4 separate regions of the Mus musculus genome follow, and regions 1, 2 and 3 are each linked to region 4. The links are chromatin loops, found by intact Hi-C in ENCODE. Cell type or tissue: heart. All regions are shown on one strand. Region 1 holds the start of Faap24 (Fanconi anemia core complex associated protein 24). Region 2 holds the start of Nudt19 (nudix (nucleoside diphosphate linked moiety X)-type motif 19). Region 3 holds the start of Rgs9bp (regulator of G-protein signalling 9 binding protein). Region 4 holds the start of Pdcd5 (programmed cell death 5).

What was found. Hi-C counts contacts between places; a loop is a spot of excess contacts. Peaks named below come from ENCODE experiments on the same cell type or tissue, not always from the same donor. Only the 100,000 strongest peaks of a DNase experiment are listed, where the experiment ranks them.
Region 1: it touches region 4 in a loop (2.3-fold over the local background); 5 of 42 quality-filtered maps call a loop at or near these places.
Region 2: it touches region 4 in a loop (2.6-fold over the local background); 17 of 42 quality-filtered maps call a loop at or near these places.
Region 3: it touches region 4 in a loop (2.6-fold over the local background); 11 of 42 quality-filtered maps call a loop at or near these places.

Annotation. Positions count from the first base shown.
Region 1 is chr7:35,389,472-35,397,471 of GRCm38, forward strand. Rhpn2 (rhophilin, Rho GTPase binding protein 2) reads left to right here. Exons shown (of 15, transcript NM_027897.4): 15 at 1,284-2,816. The coding sequence ends at 1,544. It overlaps Faap24 (Fanconi anemia core complex associated protein 24), which reads right to left and starts at 7,296. Exons shown (of 4, transcript NM_178643.5): 1 at 6,742-7,296; 2 at 5,766-5,905; 3 at 5,504-5,656; 4 at 2,681-3,620. The coding sequence starts at 6,847. The coding sequence ends at 3,354. Cep89 (centrosomal protein 89) reads left to right here and starts at 7,592. Exons shown (of 19, transcript NM_028120.3): 1 at 7,592-7,735. The coding sequence starts at 7,697. In heart, a CTCF peak has its summit at 3,659 (motif pointing left); DNase peaks (open chromatin) are centred at 6,768 and 7,460; H3K4me3 peaks cover 1,753 bases; H3K27ac peaks cover 1,479 bases.
Region 2 is chr7:35,551,822-35,559,821 of GRCm38, forward strand. It overlaps Nudt19 (nudix (nucleoside diphosphate linked moiety X)-type motif 19), which reads right to left and starts at 4,107. Exons shown (of 3, transcript NM_033080.2): 1 at 3,333-4,107. The coding sequence starts at 3,983. In heart, a CTCF peak has its summit at 2,122 (motif pointing right); DNase peaks (open chromatin) are centred at 3,610 and 4,140; H3K4me3 peaks cover 2,246 bases; H3K27ac peaks cover 2,510 bases.
Region 3 is chr7:35,581,425-35,589,424 of GRCm38, forward strand. Rgs9bp (regulator of G-protein signalling 9 binding protein) reads right to left here and starts at 4,158. Exons shown (of 1, transcript NM_145840.3): 1 at 1-4,158. The coding sequence starts at 3,796. The coding sequence ends at 3,083. It overlaps Ankrd27 (ankyrin repeat domain 27 (VPS9 domain)), which reads left to right and starts at 4,823. Exons shown (of 29, transcript NM_145633.3): 1 at 4,823-4,945. In heart, a CTCF peak has its summit at 1,486 (motif pointing right); DNase peaks (open chromatin) are centred at 4,167 and 4,767; H3K4me3 peaks cover 3,924 bases; H3K27ac peaks cover 3,216 bases; H3K27me3 peaks cover 2,569 bases.
Region 4 is chr7:35,644,036-35,652,035 of GRCm38, forward strand. Pdcd5 (programmed cell death 5) reads right to left here and starts at 3,447. Exons shown (of 6, transcript NM_019746.4): 1 at 3,271-3,447; 2 at 2,109-2,146; 3 at 316-377. The coding sequence starts at 3,336. In heart, CTCF peaks have their summits at 3,401 and 7,759 (motif pointing right); DNase peaks (open chromatin) are centred at 3,456 and 5,284; H3K4me3 peaks cover 1,843 bases; H3K27ac peaks cover 1,340 bases.

The DNA of each region.
Region 1 (8,000 bases), 250 kb before region 4:
GTGTCCTAGCTAAGGTTACTATGGCTGAAATAAAACACCAGGACCAAAAAGCAACTTGGATAGGAAGGGATTCATTTGGTCCACACTTCCATATTACAGTTCATCATCAAAAGCTTTGAGGGCAAAGGAGATGCAACTCAAATGCCAGGACCAAAGAAACCTGGGGAGGGAAGGCTTGATTTGGTCCACAGCTCTGTTTATCATCAAAGGAAGTCAAGACAGGAGGAACTTAGACAGGGCAGGACCCTGAAGGCAAGAGCTGATGCAGAGGCCACGGAGGGGCGCTGCTTACTGGCTTGCTCCCCTTGGCCTTCTCAGCCTGCTTTCTTATAGACCTCAGGACCATCAGACCAGGGATTGCACCACCCACCCTGGGCTGGGCTCTTCCCCATCAATGCCCTGTAGGCTTGCCTACGCCCGATCTTACGAGGTTATTTTCTCAAACGGAGGTTCCCTCTTCTCTAAAGGCTCTAGCCTAGGCCAAGTTGACATACGAGGTTATTTTCTCAAACGGAGGTTCCCTCTTCTCTAAAGGCTCTAGCCTAGGTCAAGTTGACATAAAAGCAGCTAGCACACAAAGGGAATCACCTTCCTTTATGGTTCCCTGTCTTAAAAATCAAACAGCTCTTCGATCCCCCCTCCCTTGGCATCCGGAGTGAGATGTGTGGCACACGCTGCCCCTGCCTGCTTTTCAGAGTTCTGAGTTTGATTTGCTGGGCGTGTGTTCTGTGGTCAGGAGACAACGTGTAGGAGTCAGTTCTCTCCTTCCACACATGGATGCTTTACCTACTGAGCCACTTCTTCTGACCTGGCTTTTCAGGGCATAATTCTTTAAGCCATCCAAGGTTTAGATTTCTATCAACCTGGTGTGTGTGTGTGTGTGTGTGTGTGTGTGTGTGTGTGTATGAATGTACTGTAGTGTGCATGCAGAGGTCACAGGATGACTTTCTATCAGGTAGGTTCAGAGGCTGGGATTCAGGTCACCAGGCTTTGTAGCAAGCATCTTTACCCACTGGGCCATCTCGATGACCCTCTGTCACCCTTCCTTCAGAAAGGATGCCGTCCGTGTACAGTGTGAGCCTCCAACTTTTAGGTTCTTAGTACAACATCTGCTGTGACTCAGGCTGGCCTCCAACTCACTGAGTAGCCAAGACTGGTCTTGAAGTTCTCCTCCTCCTCCTCCTTCCTCCCCAACGCCACCTGGACCATCCTGGGTCTCAGATTTGCCCATCATTACTGTCTAGTCATGCCTCACACTTTTCTTCTTCTTTCCCCATGAACAGCATAATAAGTGTGCCACTTACTCTGTGGGGATGCAGAAAACTTACTCCATGATATGCCTGTCCATGGACGATGATGACAAAGCTGACAAAACCAAGAAGATCTCAAAAAAGCTCTCCTTCTTGAGTTGGGGCACTAGTAAAAACAGACAGAAGTCGGCCAGCACGCTGTGCCTCCCCGAGGTTGGCCTGGCGAGGTCGCAAAACAAGAAGAAACTCCCGACTCCCTTCAGCCTGCTCAACTCTGACAGCTCTCTGTACTGAAGGGAGGAGCCAGAACAGGCCACACCGAGGTCGCCACAGCTGCCTAACCGCCCATGCCGCGATGGGACTGTTCTCCAACCCCATCTTCTCAGACTGTAAACTTTGATGTGCTTGTGAACATGAAAAAGAGACCTCTAGAAATTGGTGAGAAACCCAGCCGCATGGGGATTTTCACATTGCTGCAGTTATTTATTCTATAATGTAGGGCATAGAAGAGCCTGAATATTTTAGCTGTTTTTTTTGGTTTTCCAAGACAATTTTCTGTGTAGCCCTGCCTGCCTTAGAAGTTGCCCTGGTGACCAGGCTGGCCTCGAACTTTGAGATCCACCTGCCTCTGCCTCCCAAGTGCTGGGATTAAGGTGTGTGCCACCACCACCCAGCAGCTGCTATTACTGTTTTTCTTGGCTGTGATTATGATATTCAGGCACCGTGAGAGATGAATTGGGACCACCTACTTTGGTACTATATCCGAGTGTTTAGATTTGTATAGTAGTGATTTCTTAAGTTCAAGTGACTCTTGAGTGGAGGCAGGTTAGAGGTGTTAACTAAAACCAGGCTGCTTGGAAGATTTCTGTGAGTTTGAGGCCAGCCTGGTCGACATAGTGAGTTCCAGGACAGCTGGGGCTACACAGAGAAACCCTCTCTCAAACAAACAAAACCGAAACAGGCTGCTTTAAGTACTTGGGAATTCATGAGATGAAATGACACATCTTCTGTCATCCCTGCATAATTTGACTGTTCTTTCCCAGATGAAGTCTAGTGCCAATTTTGTCTTTCCTTCCTCCAGAATCAGCCCCCCTCAGCTATATCATACTGACCAGTAGCTAACACAGTGGCAGTGTTAGGAGATACCGTCTACAGGGTAGATAATATGCTGTTTGATACTCAAAACGTTGCTCTTTTTGTTTAAAGTAGGAGGTATGTAACTGTGTATTTTAAGAGTCTTGGTTTAAGTAGTAGTTTCGCAGTTTACAAGGTAAAGACGTAAACTTACTCAAGTTGAAACCTCTACTCGACTTTGTAAGATGTATCTACCAACTTGACTTTGGGGCTATAGGTTGGATGACACTGTGACAGAGTCACGGTTGACACAGTTCAAGTGATAAGTTTAAGGATATATAGCCTGTGGATCTTAAAGTAACAAGGATTTAAATATTTTTCTATTGTGCAATATCTGGAGAACACAAATGCCTTAAGGAAAGTGTGCCCGCTATCCCTGGGGCTCTGTTTGTATAAATATTTAAATAAAGTCATGTTCATTGTTTGAGTTAATTTTTCTTTTTTCTTTTGCTTTTATTTCATCCTAATTATTTCTTCCACGTCATCCAAAGCACAGCATAGTTTTCTTGTGTTGATTGGGGGGAGGGGTGATGCGGGAGGAAAGGCGTTTGTTGACTCGGGCAGAAACTCCATAGCACAGGTACCTGACGAGTGTGGAGAAGACCTGAGCTGTGGCCCTGACACTGGTTAACGGGGACACTCCCTACTCAGCGCTGGACCCTCACAGGGCCTCTCAGTGACAGAGGCAGGGCAGAGAGTCTTGTACAAATCTGCTCCAGCTGGCTGCGGCTGGGAATGAGTCTCTGGATGATCCCCGTGGGGACCCTCTTCATCTTAGCAGAAAGTGGCCAGTGCCGCCCGCGACCCCCAAGCCCCACCAGGTGGCTGCCCAGACAGACACCGAGGCAGGGTGACTGCGAGCCTCATCGGTCCTCTCCTTGTCTTTAGCCCATTGCCATTGACAGGGGAACTTTTCCTTCTTTTTAAATATGGAAACCAGACGCTGCAGTTTGAAGTCTGAAGGCAGAGTCAGCTGCGGGGCTGCTGTCGCTTAGGCTGGGTGAAGAAGGTGTGGATTTGCTGTGCTGCCGCGGGCCCCACGACCTCCTCCAGTTCTTGGACGGAAGCGTTGCTCAGTTGCTGGATGCTCGGAAACTTCTGGAGCAGAAGGGGGGCCTTAACTTTCCCAACCCCTGGGATCTGCTGCACTGTTTGAACAAGGGAGAGCTCGGAGAGCATGGAGCGCTTTTTCCTGAGGAAAGGGTTCTTGCTGGGCTCTCTGGTTTGCTCTTGAACCTGAATGGGAAAATTAAAGGAAAAGGATGTGAGCGCCCTCTGGTGGACAGGTAGTTTTTATTTTAAAAAAAAAAGTGTGTGTAGTTTATGTATGTGCACATGCAGTGCACGTGTGCATGACTGGGTGTGGGGGCCAGAGGTGGTCATTGGGTGTCTTCCTCTATTACTCTCCACCCTATTTGGAGAGGGGGTCTTTCTTACTAAACCCAGAGCTCCACAAGGTAGAAAGGCCAGTGAACTCCAAGGATCTTGCTGTCTTCACCTCCCCAGCGGGCTTTTTACACGAGCTCTGTCCCCCCCCCCCCCCCAAATATCTGTGTGGCTTGTTTACTGTGTCACGTCCCTAGCCCCTTAAGACAGTTGTTCCATGTCATTCAGTTTATATATAAATAGTGTAGCCCAGGATAGCCTCAAAGTTATGATCCTCCTGGCTCTCAGGGGCTTGTAGGCATGTTCCATGATCTTGCCTCCCAACACTAATTTATGTATTTTATTTGACTTTTGTGAATTTTTATTGGGGTTTGTCGTGGTGCCACAGCATGCATGTAGAGGTCAGAAGACAATTTGTGGGAAGAGACTCTCTTCTTCCACCATATGAGCTCCAGGGATTGAACTCCATTGAGCCCCAGGTGGCAAGTGCCTTTATCTTCTGCAGAGCTTGCCAGCCCATGCCACTGATTTTAAAACGTTTCCCAGGAGCAGTGGGCATGGCACCTACACTCCCGGTACTCAGGAAGCACTGCAAGTTAGAAGTCAGCCTGGGCTACAAAGTGCCAAGCCACCCTAACTATACAGTGAGGCTGGGATCGAAAGGCAAACAGGCTCCCTGGTAAAGTATAAAGAGCAAAGAGCTGGAAAACTCAGGAACAGGGAAAAGGAAAGGAAGCCAGCATCGATTGCGTGCTTATGGAGACCAGAGGTCAACCTTGCGTGTCACTCGGTCTCCATGCACCACGTGGTTTGAAACAGGGTCTCTCCTTTGCCTGTAGCTGGCTGATCAGGCTCAGCTGGCTGGCTAGCAAGCCACAGGCATCTGCCTGTCTCTCTCTAGGGGTAGAATTACAGGTATGTGTTGTCCTGTCCAGCATTTTCAGATGGGGTGGGGTGTCACACTCAGGTCCTCAGTTCTTGTGTAGGAGGTGTTGTAACCACTGGGCCATCCCCCAGCCTCAGGGTTTTTTGTTTGTTTGTTTTAGTTTATTTGTTGTAAAGAGATCAATGCATGCAGCCTATACACAGGAGTGCTGGAGCTTAGGCATAGTCTCGGAAATGCTTGTGATCCCCAGGACCTGGGAAGCAGAAGCAGGAGGATCAGGAGGAGTTCAAGGACAGTGTGGGTCGAGGCGGGGGTGGGGAGTGGACGCAGAAACAAACCAAGAAAGGCTGCTACTTAAACAGCGAATGGGACAAAGTGGCCCGGTGCCATCTTGCCCAGTGCAAATGCAGGATAATGGTGATGGCACCAGTGCAGCCTGGAGGCCAAAACCAGAGCTCTGACTGACAGCCTTCAGTCCTAAGTGCAACAGTTTCCGTAAACCAGGTGGAGGTGTCACTGGCTGGCAGAGTGTTTGCCTCTGCATGCAGTAAGTACTGAGCTCAACCTTCAGCACTGCCTAAGGCCCCGTGTGGTGACACACGCCTGCAATCTCAACTACGTGAGAGCCTGTGTCAAAGTTTATTTTGAAGTTAGGTGCACATCTTTAATCCCAGCACTTGGGAGTCAAGGGTAGGAGGATCTCTGAGTTCGAGGCCAGCCTGGTCTACAAAGTGAGTTCCAGGACAGCCAGGGCTACTAAAGGCAGCTTTGGTTAAGTCTGGATCTGGGGTAAATTGAGCATCTTCTGGACTTCTGGGATATTATAAAGGAGAAGTCTGGTACTTACCAAGTGGATAATGAGGCAGGATGCTTCCGACTGGCTGGCCACTGGAAGCAGCACCATCCCAAGGTCTAGCACAGTAAACTTCTGGACTGCTGGGAAATACTGTTCACTCATCTGGGTCTTCTCAACTATTATGATCCCTTGAAGATGTGAGGACTTCAAAAGAGAAGAACACAGCTCTGGTAACACAGTTCAGAAAGCTATCACTCAGCGCTTGGGACGGTTGAAGAGAGGGGATGCTAGATTTTAGCACCTCGGTACTTACATTTCTAAAGCGAGCGAGTCTTTTTCTGTAGCCATGTCCGGCCACCAAATCTGCTTCAGTGACATAGAGAATGCAAGATTTGCTAGACAGGTAAAAATCTGCTGATGCCAGGCCCTCCTCAAAAATGAGTCTAACTTTTCCTAAAAAACAGACAAGAAAATTCGTTTTTAGAAATTTCAGGTTAACAAGGCAGCAACAATTGAAATGTACTTTTTGTGCGAAGATTCATTTTTTTAAATGTGTGTATATGTGTGTATGTGTGTGTTCGTGCATGAAGGTACCCTGAGAAGCCATGAGAGGGCATCAAATCTTCTGGAATTGGAATTACAGGCAGTAATGAACAGCTCAGTGAAAACAGATGGGGATCTAGCCATCTCTAGCCCCCACCCCGCTTTTTGTTGGTTTGAGACAGGGTTTCTCTGTGTAGCCCTGGTTGTTCTAGAACTCACTCTGTAGATGAGGCTGGCCTTGAACTCAGAGATCCTTCGGTCTCTGCCTCCCAAGTGCTGGGATTAAAGGTGTGACCCACCACCACCTGTCCTAAACCTCCTTTTTAATAAAATAAAACCCAAAGATTTATATGTAGGTTTTGCTCGCATATGTCTGTGCACATGTGCAAGCCTAGTGCCCCCAAAGGCCAGAAGAGGGAGGAGTCTGACTCCTTGAGCCACCATGTGGGTGCTAGGAATTAAACCACGATCCTCTGTAAGATAAGCCAGTCCTCGTAACCACGGAGCTCTCTCTCCAGTCCCCTTTCATTTTAGTCTATGTAACTATTTTGAGACAAGTTCTCATAGCCCAAGCTGGCCTTGAACTTGCTATGTAGCCCCAGGCTGGTCTCTAACGCAATGATTCTCCTACTTCAGTCTCAGGAGTGCTGGGATTGCAAAGGAACATCACCATACCCAGCATTTCTCTCACTCTCTCTTTTAACGTGCTGGGAAGAAAGGGGTATGACAGAAGACAGCTCACTGACCTTGCATCTCCTGAGCCAGTTGGGACCCGCGCCATTTTTCACTAGCCACAATATGTCCTAGTGGCACGTGGACCGGACCGGTCCCATCAGGCGGGTTCCTTTCCATCCGTGGTTTTGGTCTAAATGAGGAAAATGCAAGGTCTCACTAGAGCAGGCGCTGTTGCACACAGTTCTACACGAAGTCGGGACCTCTTTGACAGGATCTGTAGAGTGGATTTTCAGGCACTGAGCTACTTCAACCGAAGTCTGAATTCAAGAGATTATTTATTTTCAAAATAAGACTGGGTCTTCTTATCACGCTTGGCTCTGTACTGATAGTTGACTCCAGCTGGACTTGAACTCAGCAGCCCAAGTGCTAAAATGACAGCCGGGCGCCACTACCCCGAGCTAAACCCGGGAGATTTCTGTTTGAGTGACTCCGTCCCTCTTTGTAAGCACCTCCCTTAGCTCTGGTGTCCTAACAGGACGCTTACGGTGGCTCTTCCATTCGGTCCCTGTCCTTCTATTCGGTTCCTGTCCAGGGCTACAAAGGCAGGGAAGCTCACTGCGCCGGGGTCTAGAATCTCCGTGGACCTCACCTGAGGCCCTGCCACTTCCGGGTTCCCACAGCCCGGGAGCCCTCTTTAAAATTCTGACCGCCCTGGCCAGCGTTTTATTGGGTGATAGGTAAAAGATGGGCGTCTACTATAGCCAATAATCGAACGGAAGTCTCAGCTTGCTTCCTCTCTGGCTGGAATTTGAATGACGCCTTGCTGGGTTGTCAAGAGCAACGGGTGGCAGTAAAATTGACTCTGATAGGCTGAGACTCAAAACAGAGCCAATGTGAGACATGCTTGTTGTAAAGTCGGGGGTCCGCGGGAGCTAGGCTGTGGGGAGCTGTGCAGGCTGCGGGGTCTACCTTCCAGCTAGTCCAGCGCCTGGCGGCTCAACCCGCAGCCCTCAGCTCTCAGCCAGGATGCTCCTCAGCTTCCGCAGGAACCGCCGGAGCCAGTTCGTGAGTAGTTCCAGGCCTTCGAGTGCGGTTAAAAAAAAAAAAGATTTATTTATATGAGTGATCTATCTGCATGTATGCCTGCATAGCAAGAGAAGGTGTCAGATCCCATTACAGATGGTTGTGAGACAACATGTGGTTGCTGGCAATTGAACTCAGGACCTCTGGAAGAGCAGACCATGCTCTTAACCACTGAGCCATCTCTCCTGCCTTCATGTGCAGGTTTTAAAGACTGAGATAGGAGCGAGGCGGGATCGCTATCAGGGAG
Region 2 (8,000 bases), 92 kb before region 4:
GACACTGCCATGTACCAATCGCCCTGCTTAGTCAGGAGGCTGAAGCAGGAAAATTGCTTGAGTCCAGGAGTTGAAGTCCTGCCTGGGTAAGATAATGAGGTCCTGTCTCAGAAAGAAAGAACCGGAGGCTAGAGAACTGCCTCAGTGGTTAAAAGCAGTTGCAGCTCTTCCAGAGGGCCAGAGTTGGGTCCCTAGCATCTACACAGGACAGCTCACAACCATCCATAACTCAAGTTCTAGGGGATCCAATGCTCTCTTCTGGTCAGCTGCATGCGTGTTAAACAAAAATAATCAATAACAACCAAATAATAAGTATAAATAACAACACTTAACAACAATAAAATGCCAATTAAAATATTAATAATTAGTAAATAAAATTCAAAAATCCTTTCAGTCACAAGAGCTAAACCCACACGTTACACAGCAACTCAATAAAATCTAATTTTTTTTTGGTTTTGTTTTGTTTTGTTTTTTCGAGACAGGGCTTCTCTGTGTAGTCCTGGCTGTCCTGGAACTCACTCTGTAGACCAGGCTGGCCTTGAACTCAGAAATCCGCCTGCCTCTACCTCCCAAGTGTTGGGATTAAAGGCCTGCGCCACCACTGCCTGGCAATAAAAATCTATTTTCAGACACCAAAAATGCCTAACTATAAGTAAGTAAATAAATATATAATAGAATGAAGTGAGCCCACCTATCTGCTTAAAGTCAATCCCAGTCCAAGAGCACTGGGGGAGACTAAGTAGCATCCAGGAGTCTTACTGACTAGAGCAGACTGGAGCAGACTGGGGCAGACTGGAGCAGACTGGGGCAGACTGGAGCAGAACTTGGAAGGCTCACTTAGTATCTGGTGAGCATGTGCCGAGAAGTTCTACCCAGAACTGAACTCCACAGCTCTACTGACTACTTACCTGGGCCTGATGACGCCCAGGGAAAGAGCAACTACCTGGGAGGTTGCTGACTAAATTCTTCATGCTCACCTGGATCCAAGACGTTTTCTAGTTTTCCCCAGCAGTATATTCCTGACAGAGGGAAAGCCTTTTTTGAATGTAAGGAGCTTTTCCACTCAAGTGAGCAGGAATAGAACCACAGAATAGAACGTCAGGGAAATGAGCCCCAAGGATGAATGCTACTGTGGACCCACTTGCAAACCATTTTAAACACACCTCAAAAGGGTAAAGTCCATCTCTAATAACTTAACTGCCTTCCGGGGAGAGTGCAACACTAGTTAAGAGAATAGAACAAAACCCTGCATCCAGCGACCTAAAAACAATGCTAACATGCACTCAAAAACTTCAGAGCATGCTGACGTCAAGCGCAGGGAAATGCAGTCCATAACTAAAATGCATGCACATGCATAAAATAAAATCGTTTGTTAAAAAGACAAATTTAGGGCTGGAGAGGTGGCTCAGTGGTAAAGAGCACTGACTGCTCTTTCTAAGGTCCTGAGTTCAAACCCCAGAAACCACATGGTGGCTCACAACCATCTGTAGTGGGATCCGATGGCCTCTTCTGGTGTGTCTGAAGACAGCTACAGCAAGAGTACTCATATACATAAAATAAATAAATAAATCTTTTAAAAAATGATGAAGTTAAAAACAGGGTCAAAGAGAAGCTCAAGGACAATTTTTACTACAGTTTAAGAGCACAAAGCTATAGATCTCAGCAGGTGCTAGCAGAAGGGAGATGGGGTGGATAGAGAGAGAGAGAGCTATGCTTTAAGTGGTCACCTGGTGGACGGGGTTAGCAGAGTAGCTTTAGAGAATGTCTGGGCAAGCACACCCAGGCTTTGGACAGTACTTCAAGGAAAGGATGAAAAAGGCATTTGTGAGTGACTCAAGAGAAGCAGGCAGGTCTGCATCCTCCATCACAGAAGCTCTGTAAGTATCTGTACCAAGAGGCCCCTGAGAGGAAGTCTAGGTTATGGCAAACTGACAAACTCCTGTTCTCAGCAGTTCCATTGGTCCAAAGATGTAAAGGAACTATCAACATAATAAAATAAAAAGGAAAAAAATTCAAAAAAAAATTAAATTAAAAAAAAAAGGAAAAAATTCGCTTTATAGTTAGTTACTTTTTATTCATGTATTTTTGCCTGCTTAGAAATCTGTACACCAGATGAGGGCCAGAAGGGGGCGTCAGATCCTCTAGTACTGAGGTTACAGGCAGCTATAATGCTTCCAGAAATACTATTTACAGTTGATATTTCATTTAAAAAAAAAAAAAGCAAACTTAAACAATTGAGCTGGGTGTGGCAGCACACGCCTTTAATCATAGCATTTAGGAGACGGAGGCAGTCAGAACTCTGAGTTCAAGGTCAGCATGGTCTACAGAGTCAGTTCCAGGACAGCCAGGGCTACAGAGAGAAACCCTGTCTCAAAAAAACACAATCAAATATTAAAAAGCAAAAAAACAGCCATTGAGTTTACTCAATTGGAATACTGAGAGGAAAAGGTTGAAATGAGTGAACGAGGCATCCAGGTCCAGTGGGAGGCCAAGCTGTCCAACATATGTGTAACTGCAGGTACAAGAAACAGGGAGTGGCGCGAGAGACTGGCTCAACTGAGATCTGGAGAGGAAGCATCCCGCAGAAGGCCTGAGTTCAGTGCCCAGCACCCATTCAAGGTAGCTCACAACCTTCCTCAACTCCTGCTCCAGGTGATTAGACACTTCTGGCATCAATGGGCACCTGCACTCACGTGCATATACTCTCACACCAGAACACAACTTAAAATAAGTCATTTTGTTTATTTTACAAAAAGGAAAATAACGGGCAGTTGAAAACATTTTTTTGCATAAATAAAAGATGAACTTGAAGCGGTGGCACACTCAAGACCTCGGGTCCTAGGCCTGAAGCCTAACTAACTGTGCCTGGTGCATTGCAAGTGACACGAAAAAGAAAGGGAGGGAGGGATGGAGGGAGACAGACAGACCAACTCGCGCGCGCGCACACACACACACACACACACACACACACACCTACCACGCGTGCGCATGCAGAGAGAGAAAGGGGTTAGAAAAAGGAGAAAGATGGAAAGGGAAAGGAGAGAGAAAGCGAAAGACGAAGGAAACGGGAACAGAGAAACAGGAAGAGATGAAGAAGGAAGAAGAAAGTTAATGACTGAAATCCTATAATGTGTTCTAGAAACCCGAATGAAAACGATTTAGGGCATGAAGTGAATTGGGAAGTGTCCAGAACAGGCAGTTGGGAGCATTGCCGCGCCCCCGCTTAGGGTGAGAGTTGAGTCCTTGAGAGCCTAAAGCAAGGTCACGCACGTGCGCCTTTGGTCTGGGGTAAGGCTCAGCGCATCCCGGGGGGCGGGTCCCGCGACCCCTACCTGGTAGCCCACCACCTCGGCCACGTCGGGCTCCACGCGCGGAATGTCGCGCAGGCAGCACAGGAAGAAGGTGGTGTCGAAACGGCGGATGGTTCGCCCATACGGGGTGAGCCATCCGCCCCAGTCGTGCAGCGCCCAGATGTCAGGCGTGCAGTCTAGGTGCGCACACAGCTGGAGGAAGCAGCGCGGGTCACTGCGCACGCGCGAGCGCCATTCGGCCAGGCCGGCCGGAGGCGACAGCGCCTGACTGGGCTCCTGAGAAGCTGGAGCCGCGTCCCGCGGCCGCAGGAGCAGCACCCCCGCCTCCTCGAAGGCTTCGCGGATGGCACAGATGCGCAGCGCTACGTCATCGGGCAGCGCCGCGGGGTCCGCGTCGCCGTGGGACAGCCCGGGGAAGGGGGGTTGCCGAGGGGGCTCCGGGCCTAGGCCGAAGCGCGGCGGCGTGTGCCGAGGCGCGAACAGACGCACCCAGTCGGGTGAGCTGTCGGCCGCGTCCAGCACGCCGCCCGGGAAGACGTGCGCGCCGGGCAAGAAGCGCTGGTTTTGTGCTCGCTGGAGAAGCAGCAGCCGGAAGCCGGCCGGGCTCGAGTGGGTCCAGCCTGCTGCCAACATCACGGTGGCTGCCCGCCGCCAGCTGCTCGAGCTGCTCATGGCCGGCGTCCTTCAGATCCCCCTTAGGAAGTGGCCGGGTCGTAGAGTGGTGTCCAGAAGCCCTATAAATGTTGAGGGCCTGAAAAATCCGGCCTGGCGGCTTCCGGAGGTTTACTTGTGGGAGGAGCGTGATTCCCGCGCCAGAGCACCTCCTCGAATGCCCTGCGCTTCAGTCAGGGTCATTCTCGCCCTGTCACAGCCCTGTCACAGCTGCTGCAGTCACCAGCCAGCCTCTGGGAGCACGGGTGCCAGTGTGGAGTGGAAAATAATTTCTAGTTGTGAACCTTTCCCACTAAACGCAAACGACTAGGACTTTGTCCCCTACGCTGGCCTGTTGCCTGTATAGGAGGTTCCAAGGTGTCTGGAGCTCTCTTGAACCATGCTAATAAACGAATGGGTGGATCAGATGCCAAGTTAGACTAACTACTCTGTAGTTTGAATGTCTTTGGCTAGTCCCTGTCCCTTGGGGTAGTCTGTCTTAAGTTGTAGATGTTGTTATTGCCTGAGCACCTGAGGATCAGGGAAAATTATCTTAGTGTGATTAGTTCTCTTTCTACGTGGGAGATGTTTAATCCTAGACTAGCAATGCTTCCCCCTCCTCTCCAACCTTTTTTCCTTTTTTCTTTTTCTTTTTGTTTTTGTTTCTTGTTTTGTTTTGTTTTGTTTTTAGACAGGGTTTCTCTGTGTAGCCCTGGCCGCCCTGGAACTCACTCTGTAGACCAGGCTGGCCTCGAATTCAGAAATCTGCCTCCCAAGTGCAGGGATCAAAGACATGCGCCACCACTGCCTGGCTTCCTCTCCAACTTTTAAGTGGCTGGAGGACTTGCACTTCTATTTTGTTTTTTGGAAACAGCTTGTTTCTGTCTCCCTTTTTGCAGCTCTCTCTCAGTCACCAACTCTTGTAAATCCCATCCTAACTGATCACATATTTTTAGGGTTTCGGATGAGTTAGGCTGTATTCTTGGGGCTATAGAGATGTTTTTTGTTAGTTTTGAGAAAGTATTATTATGTAGTCTTGCTTTTTTGGGAACTTGCTATGTAGACGACCAGGCTAGCCTTGAACTCACAGAGATCTATCTGCTTGTCTCTGCCTCCCCAAGTCTAGGACTAATAAAGGTGTGTGCCAGCCTCATCATTTTGCAGTTGACTTTGGTTATTTTTAATGTTAACCTGTCTAAAGATGGAGCTGTCTGTGTACTTACTGCATCTCCAGAAACAGAAAATGGGGCCACAGGTTGAGAAGTATCTGCCCTTAGTAAGATAACCTGCCGCCGCCGTCTATCTGTGAGCCAACAGACTACCCTTGTCTAAACTGATGCTCTTGGCACTGACACGGGAAATTTGAGCTGAAATTTATTCTAAATCTATTATAGAGCCCAGGTGTCATTATGGGAACTTTTTTTTTTACACTTATTACTTACTTATGCAAGTGCCATTGAATGCATGTGGCGCCCAGAAGACAATGTATGTCCTGGGTCATCAGGTTTAGCTGCAAGTGCCATTACCTGCCTCCTGCCCCTTCCCCCAGCCATCTCACCAGCCCCCTACATTAAAAAAAAAAAATCCTCTTTCCTCCAAGTGGTAACAGGATGATTCCCGTGTCTTTAAAGGACATACTGACAACTGTACAGTGACTCAGATGTGTGGGCCTGGCCTGGAGGCTATAGAATGTACTAGGCAAGAAACAAAAGCTTCAATGAAAAGAATGGTAATAGAATAGGAAAAGGGGACTGGTTTAAAGTGCATTTGGGAAATAGACAACACAATGTGGTACTTGACTGACTATGCAGAGCAATGGATAGGAAGGAGTTAAGTTCTGACTTAAGAGGCTGGTGACCTTCCCAGAGTGATAATATTATGTGTGAGACACTGCAAGCTTTGTCAGTATACTTGTGTAATACTTGCCAACGCCAATAAGGTTAAAAAGTTACTACTACAGATGCCTAACCTGTTACACAAGAGATTAAACTTTTTCAGGAAGGGCACATTCACTAAAATGGCTCTGTGGTTTTGTGACCCTTAGTGTTTGGTTTGATAGCAGCAGTCTTGTTCCCAGATTCTGGCCACTCTAGAACAAATCAACCAAGGCCTGGAGTACAAAGCGAAGCAGCAGACGTGGTGCTCATGCATTTATTTTTGTAGTGCTAGAGGGTCATAACCACACCTTTGGCTGTGCTAGGCAAATATCGCACCTCTATACGGCATTACTGTGGTAATGCCTGTGGTTTTCTGAGACAGTGCCTGACGGTGTAGGCCAAGACGGCCTCATGCATCTGATTGTTCAAAATCAGCCTATGGAGTCCTAATGTGCATCTGCACAGTCAGAAAGAAGCTGGGTTTTTCATTTATTTGTGTGTGTATGTGTGTGTGTATTCGAGTGTTTGAATTGCACAGAAGTCCATGTGCCTTCAGAGGCTAAAAGAGGTGTCTGATACCCATGGACCTGAAGTCACAGGAAATTATGAGCTGCCAAAGTAGGCTCTAGGAACTGAACTCAGGTCCTCTGTAAAAGCAACAAGCACTCTTGACCACAAGCCATTGCTCCAACCCAGAAACTGAATCTTAACCATCTCCAAAGCCAGCTCACCACCATCGCTGTCTGCTCCGTAGGCTTTGTAGTGACGCATTACCATCTTCATGAAACCAGAGATGAAATCGCGTTCTGGATTGTAGCCAAGAATCCAAACAGAAGCAAGGAATTGAACCTCAGCATCAAGAGAGATACAAATACAGAGCTAAGCTTCCAAGCTCAGGGAACTAATCATGTACTAACTACTCCAAACCATCGTGACTTAAAACAATAAGCATTTGTTATCCCTTCTGTGGATAAAGAATTTGGGAAAATTTGGTTGAGTGGCTTTGACTCCGTGTCTCCCCTATGAGACTTGGGTTAGCATGTCATCCAGGGCCTGACTGGGCTCAATAGATCCCGTTCCTTAATGAGTCACATGACTGAATTACCACATGGGGCTTTTCCATTTGGCAGCCTGGCTATCAGAGATTTGTTGGCTCTGGTGTCTCTACAGAAGTTACACTCTGTAGAGGAGTGGTTCTGATCCTTTGATTTAATTGGGGTATCTGTGCTTACTGTGTTTGCTGAAGGTCCTTGCCCTCAATTGGTTTTTGATCTATCAACAAAGATGCCACTGGCCAATGACTGGGTGGAAAGAAATAGACAAGACTTTTAGGTTTCTACAGGCTAGGAGAGAGGAGGGGGCAGAGGAGGAGAATTGAGCTACGTGGGGGAAAGAGTAGGAACAGACTTGGAGCTGCAGGGGAACTTTTCCAAAATGTAGGCGGAAAGGGAAAACAGCCTATGGAAAGACGGCCTGAAAGTGTCTTGGGTAGCAAGAAGGTAACTGGGCAACTGAGCTGAGGGCAGACTTAGAGGTGTTGAACTATGTTGGTATTCTGTCTGGACTTCACCCCCACAGTTACCTGGCAGTAGCCAGGTATGCTCCTCCCCAGTTACCTGGCAACTGCCAGGGAGGCCTGGCCCACTATAAAAGGGGCTGCTTGCCCCCTCCCCCCCCTCTCTCGTTCTCTTACTCTTGTCTCTCCCTTGCTCCTTGCCTCTTGCTCCCCCTCTCTCCCCCTCCTTTTCCCCCCTCTCCCCACATGTCCATAGCCGGCCTCTACTTCTCTACTCTCTCCTTCTCTCTGCCTTTCTCTGCCTTTACTACCCTCTTAACTCCCCTCCCCATGCCCTAAATAAACTCTATGCTATACTATACTGATCGGTCATGTGACTGGTCCCTCAGGGGGAAAGGAATGCCTTGACATGGGCCCGCCAAGACATCCCCTTACCTCACACCTCACCAGGACATATTCTTATATTTCTTTCTCCTTTTATGATCATAACAAGCTAGGAGTCAAGGTAACTGGGCAACTAAGGTAAGGGCAGATTTGCAGGTGTTGAACAAGGAGTAAAGAAAGGTAAGGTCACGCTAGCCAAGGGAGGCTTAGAAGAGCCCAGCCATTGAGCCAGTAAGGCAGGTTAAAAATGAGCTAATGTAG
Region 3 (8,000 bases), 63 kb before region 4:
ACACAGCATCCTGTAACCCATAGGGGAATCACAAAGCTCTGGCTTTAACTCTACCCTAAGTATTTTCCCTTGTGGCAATTAAACTTTTATAATACATAAAAACAGAAATCATCCAGATGGCTGTGGGGGCCCACATCAGTAGCGTATTCTGAAGAGGCCAAGGCACGGAGGCTCATCACTTTGAGGCCAGTCTGGGCTACAAAGCAAGGCAGGGTAGCATATGCCTTTAATCCTAGCATTCAGGAGGCAGAGGAAGGAGCATCTAGGAGTTGTCCCAGGAGTTCAAGGGCAGCTTGGTCTACAAACTGAATTCCAGGACAGCTAGGACTACACAGTGAGATTCTGTCTTAGAAAACCAATTATCTGAGCATATTCTTGCTGCATTATGACTACTGTAGTCATTAGCAGTTCACTGCTGACTCATAGCTCACTCCCTTGATAGGTGCCTTGACACCCCGAGGTTCTGCCTTCTTAATATTGGTTAATACATTTTGGGGGGTATAATGATTGAATCTGAACCTTCAAGCACGCTAAGCAAGTACCCCGCCATTAGGCTATAACCCCAGTCCTCTTTTCATCTTTTATTTTGAGATAGAGTCTAAGTTGCCCAGGATGGCCTTGAAGTCACACTCCAGACCAACCTAATTTTGAACGTGTGATCTTCCTGTATCATTGTGAAGTATCAGGCCTGCACAGAACCCAGCCTAACTGATGTATTTTGGTTTTTTTTTCTTGTCAATTATACCAAGTATGAGATCATACCAAATGTCTATAGAAGATGAATTACCTCAACATCCAAGTATGAATAGAACCAGGATTCTATCAGCAAGCTAGCTCACAAACACAAGAAGACATATTAGTTAGAAGATAGCCAGTTTTACAAGGCAAGAGGTGACTTTGCCTATGTCCTATAGCAGCTTTCTTAGACAGCATCATAACACCAAGGACTTCACCTCATGTTTAACATTTTCAATCTCAGTGAGTTTCCTGGGTTCACAGGTCTACTAGAGGAATGTTTAGTTTAAGTCAACCTTTTGCAACATTGCAATGAATTGCAGTCATCTAAGAACCATCACAGGTGGACATCTAATGACCCAGCTCATTAAATATCCAAAGAATGGCTAAGGAGTGCAAAGAGTGGCGGTAACACCCCCTCTTTCTCACTTTCAGAGGTTAAAAGGAAATCCCATTTCTAGCCAAGCAGATCTTTGCTTTTGTCCCACCAACCATTTGAAAGTTAAATGCATCTGCTTTCTCAGTACCACTTCCCCAAGCCCCTCCAGGAAGGCAGAGAGCATTTCTCACATCTCATCCTTTACCGGTGGAAAGCAGGGGCCATTTCTGCCTTTTATGTGGAGGGTTCTGGCAGTTTGAGCTATGATCTTAAAATTCAGTCTCTATTCAGGAATATAGATGTAAAAGTTTCCGTTTTGGTTATGTGCATGTGTGAATAGTGTGCCTCCATGGGGACAAATACCTGAGGTGTCCAGAAGAGGGGGCTAGACCTCTCCTAGAGCTGGAGTTACAGGCAGTTGCGAACTGCTGGCTGGCAGTGGGTGGATGAATACTGTGAACAGAACTTGCATGTTCTGCAAGTGCAATACCTACGTGTGGTGTGTGTGTGTGTGTGTGTGTGTGTGTGTGTGTGTGTGTGTTACAGGGTCTCTCTGTGTAGCCCTGGCTGTCCCGGATATTATGCAGACCAGGCTGCCCTCCAACTCAGAGATCCTCCTGCCTTTACCTCCAAGGATTAAAAGTGTGCACTACTATGTCCCGATACAGTACATACTTCTACCTCTTAAGCCATCTCGCTGGTCCCCAGGGTTTTAGAAAAAAGCAGATGCAGATTCATATTTAGCAGACTACATATACAATGTAAAAGTTCTCTAAGCTTGACTCACTTGGCATCTATGAGCTTGTGGCCCAGTTTCCTTTATACAAAAACAAACATGCAACCCAACTTTGGTACTAACGTGCTTACATTCTTTCAGATAGTGTGTGTGTGTGTGTGTGTGTGTGTGTGTGTGTACGCATGCGAGTGTTTAAAGCTCTTTAAATTCCAAATTAAAGCTGTTACATTTTGAACTCAGCTGCCAGGCTCACAACCCCTGGTTACTAGTGATACCAGCATCGCCCTTCCCTGTAACATGGGGTCAGACAGTTGGGCAGCTCTCTAGAAAACTAGCGTTCCTATTGGCTATCGAGTAAATTCCAGGGATAGATAGGATTAAGAGCTTCAAAGAGGATTCCCCAGCCCTCCCTCAAAGGAGGGTCAAACACTGTGGTCTAATTCTGGGATAAAGTAAGCCGGTGAGAAGGAGAACGTGCCTGTTTACATAGCCGTGTGGCCCTTCCCAAAGCAGCACCATCCTGTCCCTCCCCCATCCGGGGATGAGTATGGAGCGGTCTTCTCTTGAAGCAAGTGTGCAGAGGATACACCACAACCTTCTTGGCTGTGACCCTAAATGGGGTCACGACACAAAAACCTCTCATAGCTGCAGCTCCTGGTGACTAATAGGCAGGCTCTGCCAAGTGCAGTAGTGTATCACAGAGAAAGCACTTTGCACGAGCCTCTATCCGTACACACTCCCAAAGCCTAGGCCCCAAAGGATTAAGGTAACAAAACCCACGCGCATCTTACTGCAACTGGTTTCTTGTCTAGGGAACAAAATGTCTCCCTCCCCCACCACCACTATGCTTGATACAACCCCACACCTTAACAAAATTGTCTCGTCTAAAACAGAATGAGTGCTACCAACCAGCGTGAGGGCACCAAACTTGGGACATACGTCTTAACCCATCAAACTCAGAGGGACCTGGGGTCACTGTGGACCGATTTCTATTAATAGGAGGTAAAGCTCCTACAGACATTAGAGGTAATGGCCTGGCCGCCCTGTGCTGTTAACTCCTCTTGGGCCAGCATGTTAAAAAACAAAACACGTTTTGCCCAGGCAGAGGTGGGCTTTGAAAGGATCATGTTCATATGCACACATTCAGGCTCACTACCTCTCTCCTTAACGGTTCAAACCCGAAGCCCATGCCCTGGAAAGAAAAGGGGCAGCGGACGACCGTTGGATATCAGTCAGCTCAGCTTTGCCACACATAAGGCGAGGGCCACAGCCACCAACAGCACGGCGCTGAAAACGGTGGCAGCCAGGGCCTTGCTGGGGTCGCAGGGGCCCGCGCGCTCCTCTACCGAAATGCCACCGGCTGAGGACGCGCCGGCACTGGCACCGGACAGGAGTTCGGCGCCTGCCGCTTGTCGCGCCTGTACAGTCCAGCGGGGCACGTTGACTTTCATTTCCATGTCGTCAATCATCTCGCCCACCTGGAGGACTTCGCGCTCCAACTGGGGCAGATCGGCGACATCGAAGTCGCTCTCCGCTTCGTGCCGCAGGCTGCGGGCGCTCAGGGCGCGCGCAGCTACAGCAGAGGAGCCGCCCGTCACCCCAGTGCGAACAAGTGGCCGGCGCGGCGCGTGCAGCGGGAAGGTGGCTCCCAGCGCTAGTGCGCGCTGCATGTCGGCTTCGAGCAGGTCCAGGCAGCCTGAAAAGGCCACCCAGAGCCGCTCAAACTCCGCGCGCTCCTCGGTAGCTAAGCTCCGGTCCCGGAGCGCGACGGTCAACCGGGCGCCGGTGGCCACGGCCAGCTCCCGCGCCTTCTGGCGGGTCTTCTGCAGCTCTTCGCGTAGGTCCTGAGTGTCCGCGGAGCCGCCCACAGTAAGCACTAAGTGATGGTAGCACGCTGTGGTCTTGTTGAGCGCGTCCAGCAGCGCCTTGCACTCCTCTCTGGCCATGGCGCTGCCCTCCGGCGGTACCCTACTTGCAACCTTCAACGTCGTAGGTCGCCTCCAGCCCTGATGCCAGCCTTGAGCAGGGCGGACTGAAAGCTCCTCATGTCCTCGCCGCTGTTCTCAACAGAGCTCTCCAGGGACCCTTGAGGTGCGCCTCCGGCGTCCCCACGGCTGGGGTAGTCTGGTTAGCTTCTCCCCATCCGCTCCTCCATTTCCCCCAGACGCGCTCCGGGTCACGCGTAGTGTCTTTGCACCACTTTCTTTTTCACGGCGGCTCCCTGAGAAGCCCAGAGTGAAGACCCCATCCTTGATCGACCCCAAGTCTCCAAGACGAGCCGCGCGCCTTAGCCCCGGCCAAGGGCAGCAGGATCCAGTTTCCTAGGACACGCCTCCAGCCACCAGTCCAGGCCCGGGGCTTCCTCCGCCCGCCCCCCCCGCCCCCTCCCCGCCCCCGGGCCAGGGGTAGGCGGGGCCCAGCCCAGGTAGATCAAGTGTGGCTTTCCCTCTTCTCCCTACCATGATAATTCTGGAACCTTAGCGCCCTACAAATTCAAGGTTTTTTTTTTTCCTACTTTGCAGACGAGGAAAAGTGAGACTCGGTAGAAAGAATGCTTAGCTTATCGCAGCCCATGCTAGTGAAGGGAAAGGACCAAGGGACTAGACCCTGTAGGCAACAGAGTAGGGTGGCTCGGAAGTCTGGGCACCTCCAGTTTGCATCACCAGTAGCACGGGCGATCGACCGGGTAGGATTGTTACTTAGTTGGAGCTCTCTTCTTCATCACAGTCTAACCCCATTTCAGGGGCCCAGCTTGGACCCCACCCCTAATATCAGATCTTCCTTAGGTCCCGCCTCTCGAATTCTGGGCACGCGCACTCCCTGGTTCTGGGCGGGGCTAGCTTGAGTAGGAAGCGCGGAGTCGCCTGGGCCCCACCTCCGACTGAACTAGACTTAATGATTGCTCTGTTTACGTGTCAGTCTCGACTAAAACGACCTCTTATTGGACAGACTGGAGCAGGGTTCCGCCCAACGGCGGAGTAAAGAGGTAGGCTGAAGAGTGGAGCCACCGCACCCGGGTGGTGGGCACTCAGGTCCCAGCCCAGGGTCCGGGAGGTGCTGTCGTAGCACAGAGGTGAAACTATGTAGCCTCTTAAGTAAGTGTCTTCTGCGGGTATCCTCCAGCGCCTCCCTACTCTGGGGAACGCCGAGGTCGGGCGGGGCCTGGGAGAGGAAGGGGGAGGGGTTCCCTGCACTGAAGGGGAGCCCCAGGCTGGGCTGATGGGCCCCAGGGGCCCGGACCCGTGGCGGGCTGAGCCTCCCAGCTCTCCCGTTCCTCTGCGGTCCGCATCGCGGCGCGCACGTTGTCCACTAGGTCCAGAGGGATGCCTAGGCGGCGCGGAGAATGCATCTGTTCCTGTGGCACCACGGCAGGCCTGGGTCCCCCGGAGCTGGGACTTGGGGCAGTGGGCAGAGCTGTCGCTCCCAGGCCATGTGGCCTGGGAGGTTTTCCGGTGACCAAACTGAGGGAGGAGGCTGTGTGTTCAGATCCTGGTCTAGGCCAGCTGATTGAGTTTCCGCCGGGGCTGAAAGTGGAAAGGGTATCCCTGCCTGCTTTACACGTGGCGAGGTCCTCTCGTCCTGTATGTAGAGAAGACTTATGGAAAACTCAGGTACCCAGAGACGTACAACCACACAGAGTGTGTTCGGTTTCTTGGTTGAAAACGGACTGCCCAGATGCGCGCGCGCCAGGCGGTGCCCCTCCAGCCTCTCCTCCAGCTCCAGGGGACCTGGACACTCAAGGCGGGGTGGGTGGCAGGGGAAGCAAGTGACACATCACCATCTAGGAGTGAGAGGCTTGGGATAAGAGGGCTAGTGAGACTGGACAGACAGAGTTCTCAGTGGCTGGGATTTCTGTTTCATTCTGTGGAGAGATGCTCCTGTTTACATCAAACACTGTAAACTTCCCATTGATCCGGAGCGAAAGCAGCACATAGTAGGGTTTTCAGAGTCCCCCAGTGCAGGCCGTGGTGGTGTGTCAACCGACAGGATCTAGGGCCCTGAACCCCAGTACTTACTGTCACTCAGGGGTCTTTCCTTTAGCCAGCTCAGCTGTCGGTTTGCATTCAGAATTTGGATATTGTGAGACTTAGCCATTCTTGGGGCAGGGCGGGGTGATGATTGCAGCCACGCAGGAGCCACCCACCCCCATGGGTTTTGATAGGGGACTAGGTTTGGGGACCGAATGGGTGGAAGGAGGGAGAACCCATCCCTTTGGGAAGCTGTAGGGCATGGGGAATGATGGGGCTTAGAAAATGGACAATGGCCAAACACCAAGTATGGATCATTCAGCTTGTTAAGGGGGGGTGGGGGTGGGGGAGGAGGCTTGGCGGGGCGGGGGTGGGGGGGAGAAGGAAAGACAGAGGAATACTGTATAGGAGTATTGGAGAGGTCACTTGGGTGTGGTTCACCAGGACAGGTATGTGTGCAATTGGGAGGCAGAGGAAGAGAATGGGCAGAGGAGATGTTGTTGGGAAAGCAGCCAGGGTCTTGCAGTTGGCTGAAGGTGTATTCCTGGGTTAGACCTCGGGAGAGCTCCTCCAGCCCTGATGCCTCACCTGAGTCATACAGCAAACAGCAGTTCTAGGCGAGCAGCAGTGGTGTCTGCACAGGGCCTGGGGTCAAGGTCATGACTGGGCCTCCATGTGTTTACTGGACTGTGCTAGCCTCATACCAAGCTGCTGCAGGCTTTTTTGTTATTGATTTGTCCGGGTGCCGCTCAATGATTTTGTGCTGTTAGGACACTCCCTGGTTATTAGCCGGTGACATTAGGTTGGTGTCCAGTATCATCTGCCTCTCCAAGGGGTGCCAAGGAATGTGACCATCTGATTATAGATGACAGACTTAGAGAGGAGTCAGTTCAGGGGAATCTGGATTAAGGTGTCACGAGGTTGGCCATCTTAGGGAGCTAATAATTACTGGCCCTCTGAGTGCCTGAGATCCTGGCAGGGAGATGGGTGCATGGCTGTTCCATCTGCAACTACCGGGAGCAGGGTGATGGGGTCAATCTGAGCAGAGACCATACCCCTTAACTGGCTCCCTGTTTCTCCCTAACACCAGTTACCAGTGTCACCGTGTTTGACCAGCTTTGAGCACTTTGTTTATTTTTACCTGTGTGGCTGCTGTCTGGGATTAACCCTTCACCTACCTGGTAGAGACAGCTGTCCTCTTGCTTCCTCTTGGCCTCGAAGTGAGCTGAATGCGGGTGTTAAAGCTGAGTGCTCTAACGTGGGGTTTATGGACAATATAGCCCCATCTGTAAATATCACAAGGCCAGAAGGACTAGGGACCAGAAAGCACAGATTACATCCCTGTGCTTCCGTTGATATTAAAAAAAAGATGGCTAGAAACTGTTCTCGTTTTGTTCCCAACCCTACCCTTCCCTTTGCATCACTTAGAGGGCCTTGCTCATTGCTTGGATAGCATGCCTGGTTAGGGTCTTTGGTTCCGAACCAGGTCTAGGGTTCCTGGCATGTACTTGGCAGGGAGTACATTTCTGGGAGGCATAGACTCCCCATGCTGGATTTTGCAGAGCAGGGCTGTGCGCAGTCCCCAGATGGTCCCTGACTACCCAGACTCATCTGGCTTGTCAGGACAGCTGAAGACCACAAAACCACACCTCAGTGTGCATGCTATCTCCTGAAATGTTCAGACTTTCTCCGTATGGCTGTCTTGTTCACAGGGTAACTCACGTTCAGGGGTATTTGGCAGTTCTGACTAGTGCTGTCAATTTTCACTGGAGGTCTGTTAGGGATGGTCAGGAGCCCCCTGGTCTTGGATTCTTAAGACTTCTTATGAACTGAACTCACGACCTCCCGAATCCTTAGCCTTGCTTTGGTCCACATCTCAGTGTCTCCCCCATCCCCTGCTAGGCCTTTTCCTTTCTGGCCATATCTCCTTGCTGAGGAGTGATGGTTTGAGTGCTTTGCCAGTGTCACGTGCCCTTCCCCAGGTTTATCTCGCCATCACATACATCCTGTTTCTCAAGTGGTTTTTATCCGAAGCATCTTCAGCTGTCATACTCTGCCCCATGGAACCACCTATGGGAAACCAGAAGAATGCTATTCCCTTCTGACTCTGTCCCCCCCCAAATTGCATTCTCTGCTTCTCTTGGGGAATCATGAGAATCTGGAAGTAATTGAATTCAATGAA
Region 4 (8,000 bases):
TATGAAAACTCCAGACATCACACCGACACCCAGAATACAATCAATCCCTAGCTCCCATGACCATGACAACTAGCAACACTGCTGTGACTGACTCTGTTCAAGAGTCAATCCCTCCAAACTTTTCTGAAAAAATGTCAAGGGGCACCTTCGTAAGGAATGGTGTTTCAATTGTAAAACAATCTCTCTCCAGATTTATAAATGTCATACTTCTTATAAACATTCACTCTGATCAGAGCAGTAACTTCACGTGGGTATCTACACATCCAATTACCTCAAGCCAATTTTATGGGAAGAAAAGAAATTGAAGATGCTTACATCTGGCCCGGGCTGACTGATCCAGAACTTGGGCTAAGATACTGTTTCTCATTTCTGCTTCCCTACAAGGAAACATAGGTCACACAAGGTTAGAACTAAGCTGTCAGCATCTGAATGCACAAAACATTTATTCAATGTCTCTTTAAAAAATCTTTACATTTATTCATTCATTTATTTATTGGAGTTTGGGGTGGGCACACCACAGTGCACATCTGAAGGTCACAGAACAATTTTTGGGAGTCAGTTCTTTCCTTTCACTATGTGGGTCCTGAAGCTTGACCTCAGATCATGAGGCTTGGTGGCAAATGCTCCCCCCTGAGCCATCCAGCGAGCCACCGTGAGACCCCTCTAGTTCCGACTGCATGGTGCCAGGTGCTTCTGCCTTCCAGGAGCCAGCTGTGGATGTAAACTACGAGAATGGCAGGACACTATTTCATGAGGTGGTAGTCCAGGGCAGCAACCATCACCAACAGTAAGTATCCAGTGTGACACGTGCTACGGGCCTGAGTGGAGCCTCGGCAGTTAGACAGACAAGTGGACTTTCTTTAGGGAGGACGCAGAGACTTATGGAGATTCTGAAACACTGTGGCAGGGGCAGAACCAGATCCTGTGAAATTGTAACTCTGCAAGCATCGCTTCTTCCTGAATACTCAAGTAGGAACTGTGGCACACTGCTTTCAAACCTTTTTGGAGGCAGGATTTAGCTATGGAGCTCAAGCAGGCTCAGAATTCACTATGTAGCCAAGGTTGGCCTCAAATTCTTCAACTTCCTTCCTCAGCCTCCTGAGTGGAAGGACCACTGGATTGTACCACTACTCTAAGTAGGAGACTTAAAACATCTCTCTGAGGAACACACTACACAAAAGACAGTAGCAGATACGGTCTGGCAGAATTAAGGGACGGCTGGGGCTGGTTATGCCTATTATCAAGGGCTCATAGAACCAGACTTAATTTATTTCCTTAGGCCACCTTCTCAAGAGTTCCTGAATCTAAGATGCTATGGTCCATAAGACGCACCAATCTGTTTATGCCTTATCAGTACTTGAACCCAGGGCTCTGCATATGCTAGAAAATGCTCGACCACTGTGCTACAGCCCCAGCCTTTTTTTTTTTTTTTCATATATATATATAATCACTTTAACACAGGGTCTTGCTAAGCTATCCAGGCAGACCTTGAACTTGAGATCCTTCTGTCTCTGCTTCCCAAGCAGGGAGGTTAGAGGCGTGAGCCACCACCGGCTTTATGCGCTCAAAGCATAAAAGAGACCCTAGATGAGGAGTCCTGATTAGAGAGGGAAAACCAAACAACCTGCTTTGAGAATGTGGACTTCCAACGGGTTAACCGTGAAGGTTGCCAAAGAGAGTGGGGAGCAAGGGACTTAGTGCTCAGATCTGAACACACCCCAAACAACGGGAGAGGCAAAAGCAGGGTGTGAAGTAGTCACGTCAAATGCATGCTTGAACTTGAGTGAAAGTGCTCTGCCACGCGCAGGGGTAAAACAGCAGAGTAAGTTAGTGTCCACGGACCGCTCACGGGGAGGCCTTGGGTCTAGAATCCCTATGAGGTTATTTACTGTTGGGCTTAGGCAGAACTTCAAAGTGAGGTCTTACTGGAACTCCGTGGGTATTTACTGAATCAGACTAAAAAGGGAATTACCTTCAAGCAGGCTTAGTAGAAAATCACTAGGTTCTGAGATTCACTAAGAGTCACGGACCAATTCCAACTACTAAATAAAAGCCAAAAGCTCAATCTATGAAACCACTCTTCCAGAAAGTTCTAGTTCCAGCCCTACCTTTGCTTTGCTTCCTGTTGGGCTGCATCACCAGGATCCTGAAAAAAAAATAATTTTTACCTTTTAATGGAGTGGAACTTCAAAAGAAGAGAGAAGAACACATGGGTCAGGGAAAGGTGGGGTGAGGCACATTTGTCACCATAGTTAGCACTTAGGAGACACAAGAATCTCAAGTTACCGGCCAGCCTGGGCTATAAACAGAGACCGTATTCAAAATAAAGTAAAATACCAAATAAATGAAAACAAAAATAAAGGGCTTATTCGATATTCTTTCTGCTATAATAGGTTCCCGAGGTGGAAACTGGACCTCACCAAAAAAAAAAAAAAAAAAAAAAAAAAAAAATCAATAAGTCAGTTTCCATTTGCAATGTTGTGTTCGTTTTATTAAATAAGGGCTGAGGGTGGAACTCAGGGAAGAGAGGGTGTTGTGTATGCTAGGTAAGCACTGTGGCCCAGGCTAACCCCCACTCCCAGCCCCACATTTCCCAAGCGTCTCAAGTCACAATCTAAAAGAATGTTTGAGAACGCACACATTCCTGAAAAGGCCCCGGTATCATGGAGCCCTATTTTTAACCAGTGAGAAGACTGGAAAAAAGAGACCCTGGCTTGGCACGAAAGATGCTGGCTCAAAGGCTCAAATGCTTGCCACTGAGGTCACCCACCACCACTAGCGTTTGTCCCAAGGCAAGTTTACAACCCGCTACTCCCTCCTAGCCGGCACCGCAGGGGCTGAGCACCATCTCTGGAGTCCGCGGTTCGACTCCCGCCCGGGGAGGCGCTGTCAGAGCGGCGTCCTCCGCACCAGAGCTCAGAGGATCCCCCTCTACACAGCGCGGGCTTCCGGTCGGCAAGACCCCCCCCAATCCGAGGACACCCCAATCCCGGCGAGGATCGCCTGAGGCTCGACGGCAGCGAAAACCGAGACTTGGGGGGTGGGGTGGGGGGTGACTCGAAGGCGCGCACACCCCAACCCGCACAAGCCTCACGCGGGACCCTACGGCAGCCGAGGAGGCGGCGGTGACCTCCGGGGACACCCCCATCCCCGTGGGCACACACACGTTGCCATGGGGTACGCGGAAGCCGGGGTCCCACGAGCAAACGCCGAGAGCCTGTGCCTGGGGCGAGGGCGTCACCTCGCCCGCCCGCCCGCTCGCTCACTCACTCCATGCTTGGCCTGCAACTCGGCCAGCCTCTGCTTCCTCAGCGCCTCAAGTTCTTCGTCCGCCATGGCGCGGCTGTCCCACGTCGCGCAGGCGCAGCGGCCGTCGGGGGTCGCGCAGCCGCAGCCGCCCTCCGGTACACTCGGTTGGAATCGCTTCGGCCGGAGACTCGAGCCCGGCGCCTTCGACTGCGCAGACGCGAGTGATGCTCAGGCATCAAAAGTCGAGTGCCGAGTTGGGGCTGCCGGGCCTCGGCCAGGGTGCCTTGCAGAGGACCGATCCTGCGATGGGAAAAGGGGCAGAACCTCTAAGAGGGCGCTTGTGGGTTCCCAGGCTCTGAACTGCGCGTTAACACGCCCCACCCTAATGATTCCTAGGACTGGCAATGGCGCAGTTCTGCAAGGTGTAAACTCCTTAGTCGACGCCCTGTCTGCTTTACCCCAACCCCCAAGGGCCTTTGCTGAGAAGATGCTGTGTGTGTGAGTGTGTGTGTGAACTATGGCAATACACACACACACACACACACACACACACACACCCTGATTTTGGAGTGAGGGTCCCAGTAAGGGATGGAGTGGGTGGAAAAAAAAACTGCTCAATTCTCCAATCCTGTGACTTGCTTATGGTATATGTATTTTAATTTTTCCAAATACATCTAACCATTTTCATTATATATATATATGGAGGTAAGGGATGAGTGAGCCTGAGGAGACAAACATTGGACCCCTGGAGTTGGAGTTCCAAGCAACTGTGAGTCACCTGATATTGGGTTGAGAATCGAATTCTGGTGCTCTGGAAGACTAATACACACTTTTAACCACTGAGCCATCCCTCTAGCCCATATACCTACATCCACCCTGTTGAGCAATGGCTACTCTCTATAAATTTTTCATCATTACAAACTGGCACCCACTCACTAAATAGAAATTATTTATTATCCCTGGTTCCCATTACAAAACAATGTTCTGTCTGTATAAAATTGCCTATTCAAGCACTATTTATTTATGGCTGGCATATTTGACCAATCATATACCACCTTCAAGTTTTTTATCCATGTTGTACCATGAGACAGAACTTCATTCTTGATTGGATTTGGTGGGTGTGTGCCTTTAAAGTCGGCCAATCCAGGGGCGTCTGAGGCAGGAGGATCTGGAATTGAAGACCAGCTTGCCATTACATAGTGAGACTTTGGCTCCAACCAAACAAGCTCTCCCCTCCCCCATTTCATTATTTCCTGGCTGAACATATTTACTGTACAAAGCACATTAGATGTATTCATCAGTTTAACCTTGTTCACTTTTTGCTTAGTGTGAGTAAAGCCACTATCAATGCATGTGTTCAAATGCCTGCCTGCAATCCTGCCTTCAGTTATTTTAAATATGTATCTATGGATGGAATTGCTGTGTTAGGGACTGTGGTGGTTTGAAAGAAAATGGCCCCCAGAGGCTCTTAGGGAGTGGCACAGTTAGGAGGTGTGCCTTGTCGTAGGTGTGTCTCGGTTGGAAGGAAGTGTTTTTCTGGGACTCTGAGGTTTCAAGTGTGCTCACGCCATAGTGTTACTTTCCCTGCTGCTCGCCTATTGATGCAGAACTCTCAGCGACCTCTCCTGTACCATGCCTGTCTGCACTACACCATGCTCCCTGCCACGATGATGATGGACTAAACTTCAGAACCTATAAGCCAGCCCCAATCAAATGCCTTCCTTTATAAGAGATGCCGTGATCATGGGGTCTCTTCACAGCAATAGAAATCCTAAACCAGACAGTTGCTTTTCTACTACTGTGATACAATACCATGACCAAGGCCATTAATAAAAGAAAGCTTTTAATTTGGAGCTCACAGTTCCAGAGAATTAGAGTCCGTGACCATCATGGTGGGGAGTATGGTAATGAGCAGGCAGGCATGACAGTGCAACAGCAGCTAAGATCTCACGTCTTGAGACAACTACTATTTTGAAAATTCAGAGCCCTAGTGACACACCTCCTCCAAGGCCACACCCCTCCAAGGCCACACCCCTCCAAGGCCACACCTCCTGTAAGGCCACACCTCTTCCAAGGCCACACCTCCTCCAACAAAGCTACAGCTCCTAATCTTTCTCAAATGCCTGTGTCAACCTCTCCATAGTTCTAATAGCATCTGAAACTCAACATACCCGTAGTTAACCCTTGACTTCTTCATCAGCTGTCCCTTCTACTTCTCCTTACTTTGGTAAATGTCACCGTTTATTAACTAGGTCAGAACACAAGCACCTGGACCTGAGGAAATGGTTTAGGTAGTAAAAGTGCCTGTCACCTAAGTGTGGTGACCTGCATTAATATCTCCTCCCCTCAAAAGCCTATCTGAATACAGCCTAGCATCCCAACCCTGGGGAGGCAGACCCAGACAGTCTGTTCAAAGTGCCGCTCTTCAGGTTCATTTCAAGACCCTGTCTCAAAAAATACAGTGAAGAATGACTGAGGAAGACATCCAATTGTTAACCTCTGATCTCCATGTGCACACATATCCAAACACACAAGTACAGTCTTGTGTGGCAGATGCTCCCTAGGAAGACACAATACACATGTCTATCAGCCCAGAAAGGGAACCATAAAGACAGACCAATATAAGAGTCCAACCAAAATCTAAATTTGTGAACCATAGGGTTTTTACTGAGGTTCTCAACAGGAGTGGGTGTGAGGGTTACTCCTAAGAGTAAGAATGACTCAAAGAGCAGACTTTTTGAAAAGTCCATCCCACCATGGGCAGTTGTGGCTCATGAAAGTCGCAGCCCTGGGGCTCCCTCCTGTCAGCTGTTTACTGGAGAACAGCCCTCCAGAATCCCCCAAATTTTCATTCTCCCAGACATGATGCATTTGTTTACTTCTGTAGTGGTTGGAATGAGAAATGTGCACCATTGATGGGTGTGTTTGAACACGTGGTCCCTAACTGGTAGTGCAGTTTGGGGAGGTTATGGAACCTTTAGGGGGTTCATCCTCGCTGGAGGAAGTGCATCAGCAGCAGGGGTGGGCTTTTAAAAGCCTTATCTGCTTCCTGACTGGACTCTGTTCCACATTCCTGGCTGAAGATGCGGTCGTTGTGTTTCTTCCTCCAGCCACCTCCTGACATGCCATTTTGGACTCTTCCCCTGGAACCATAAGCCCCGATAAACTCTTCCTTTTATAAGTTGCTTTGGGGCATGGTATTTTATCACCGACAAAAAGTAGCGGAGGCATGCCCTGACTCTCCTGAGCCTTCCCTTCCAGAGGGAGTGTTTCAGTTCAGAGGCCATTGACATACAGAGCACATAGGCTTGTACATACGCAAACAGGAAAGAAGAGGAGAAGGAAGGAAGGAAGAGATGGAAGGATGCATTTGGTAGAAGCACAGGTGATACACAGCTATTTCATGGCCTCCTTGTGTTGGCCACTGATGTCACTGCTTGCTGCTTATGTGACAGCAGTGGGCCAGTAATCCCAGCACCCACAGGGGCAATGCTTACAGCACTCACTGGTCCCTCTGTCATGCTTATCTCCCAGCCTTTTCCCTGGGCAAGCCATCTTCTCTGCTTAATTGTCCTCAAGTCCCCTGCAGCAGAGCCCTGGCCATCTCCTGTCAGCAGCAGAGGGAGCCATACTCTACCGAAAGAGACTGAGTTCTTCATTACGCTACAAAGCCGAGAAGACCCGTAACTGTTGCTTTGTGCCACACAGTATGTCCTCACAGACAAAGCTTTAATCTCCCTCATCCGTCTTTGTAGCTGGATTCTGGGTCCAGAGGCATGGATTCACTCTGAGAAAGCCTCAGCCAGCTTGGTGGGTGATTTGGGGCTTCAGCGCTATCCTTGCTGCATGCTGTGTTGTGGATTCTCACCTCCCATCCTCAGGGTTCACGCCTTCATGGTTGCTTGCCAGCAGTGCCTTAGCTATGGTGTTTCCGCTGATCAGTTATGTCATGGCTGGCAGCATGAAAGTCTCCAACAAAGGCAGAATGCAAGAGGCGGGCCAGCTGGGCAGTCTCCGACCCCAGCAGCTGTAGATGGACGCTAGATTGCTTGGTTGGGACTTCTTGTAGCTAGGAAGCTTCCTGGCAGGGCAGTGTGTTAAGCTCTTCCCTGACCTCTTTACTTCTGGTGTTTTTGCTGTATAAGCTTTCAAACAGAGCAATGGACTCCCGTCCCACATCAAACTCAGTGTGTGAGCAGTTGATTAGTGATGACAGAGCCTGAGATCCCAATTGACAAACGTTTCTTCAACAACACGGCCATCGTTTGGGGACATGGCAAGTTTGCTTGTAGGCCACTACAGTAAAGCCAACCACATGCTCTCCACCCAACATGTATAAAAGTGGTGCTTACAGGACTAGAGAGATGGTTTACTGGTTAGCAGCACTCCCTGCTCTTGTAGCAGACCGAACGGAGGTTTGGTTCTCAGGATCTCAGGAGTCTCACAACCTTCTAAAACTCCAGTTCTGGGGCATCCAATACCACCCTCTGTCCTCTGGGGGGCGCCCACATGCACATGTACACACTCAAGTACATATATGCAAAATAATGTAAAGACATGCAAAACAGTGTAAAAATAATATTTTACATTTATGGGTAGTGCTCTGGTTAGGTTTTGTTTGTTTGTTTTACAAGGTTGCTACAAGCCATTGTCCCCTGGAAAGCAGGTCTCTCGATTGAGAAAATGCTTTCATCAGATTGTCCTGTAGGCATGTCTATGGGACACTTTCTTGATTGATGATTGATGAGACA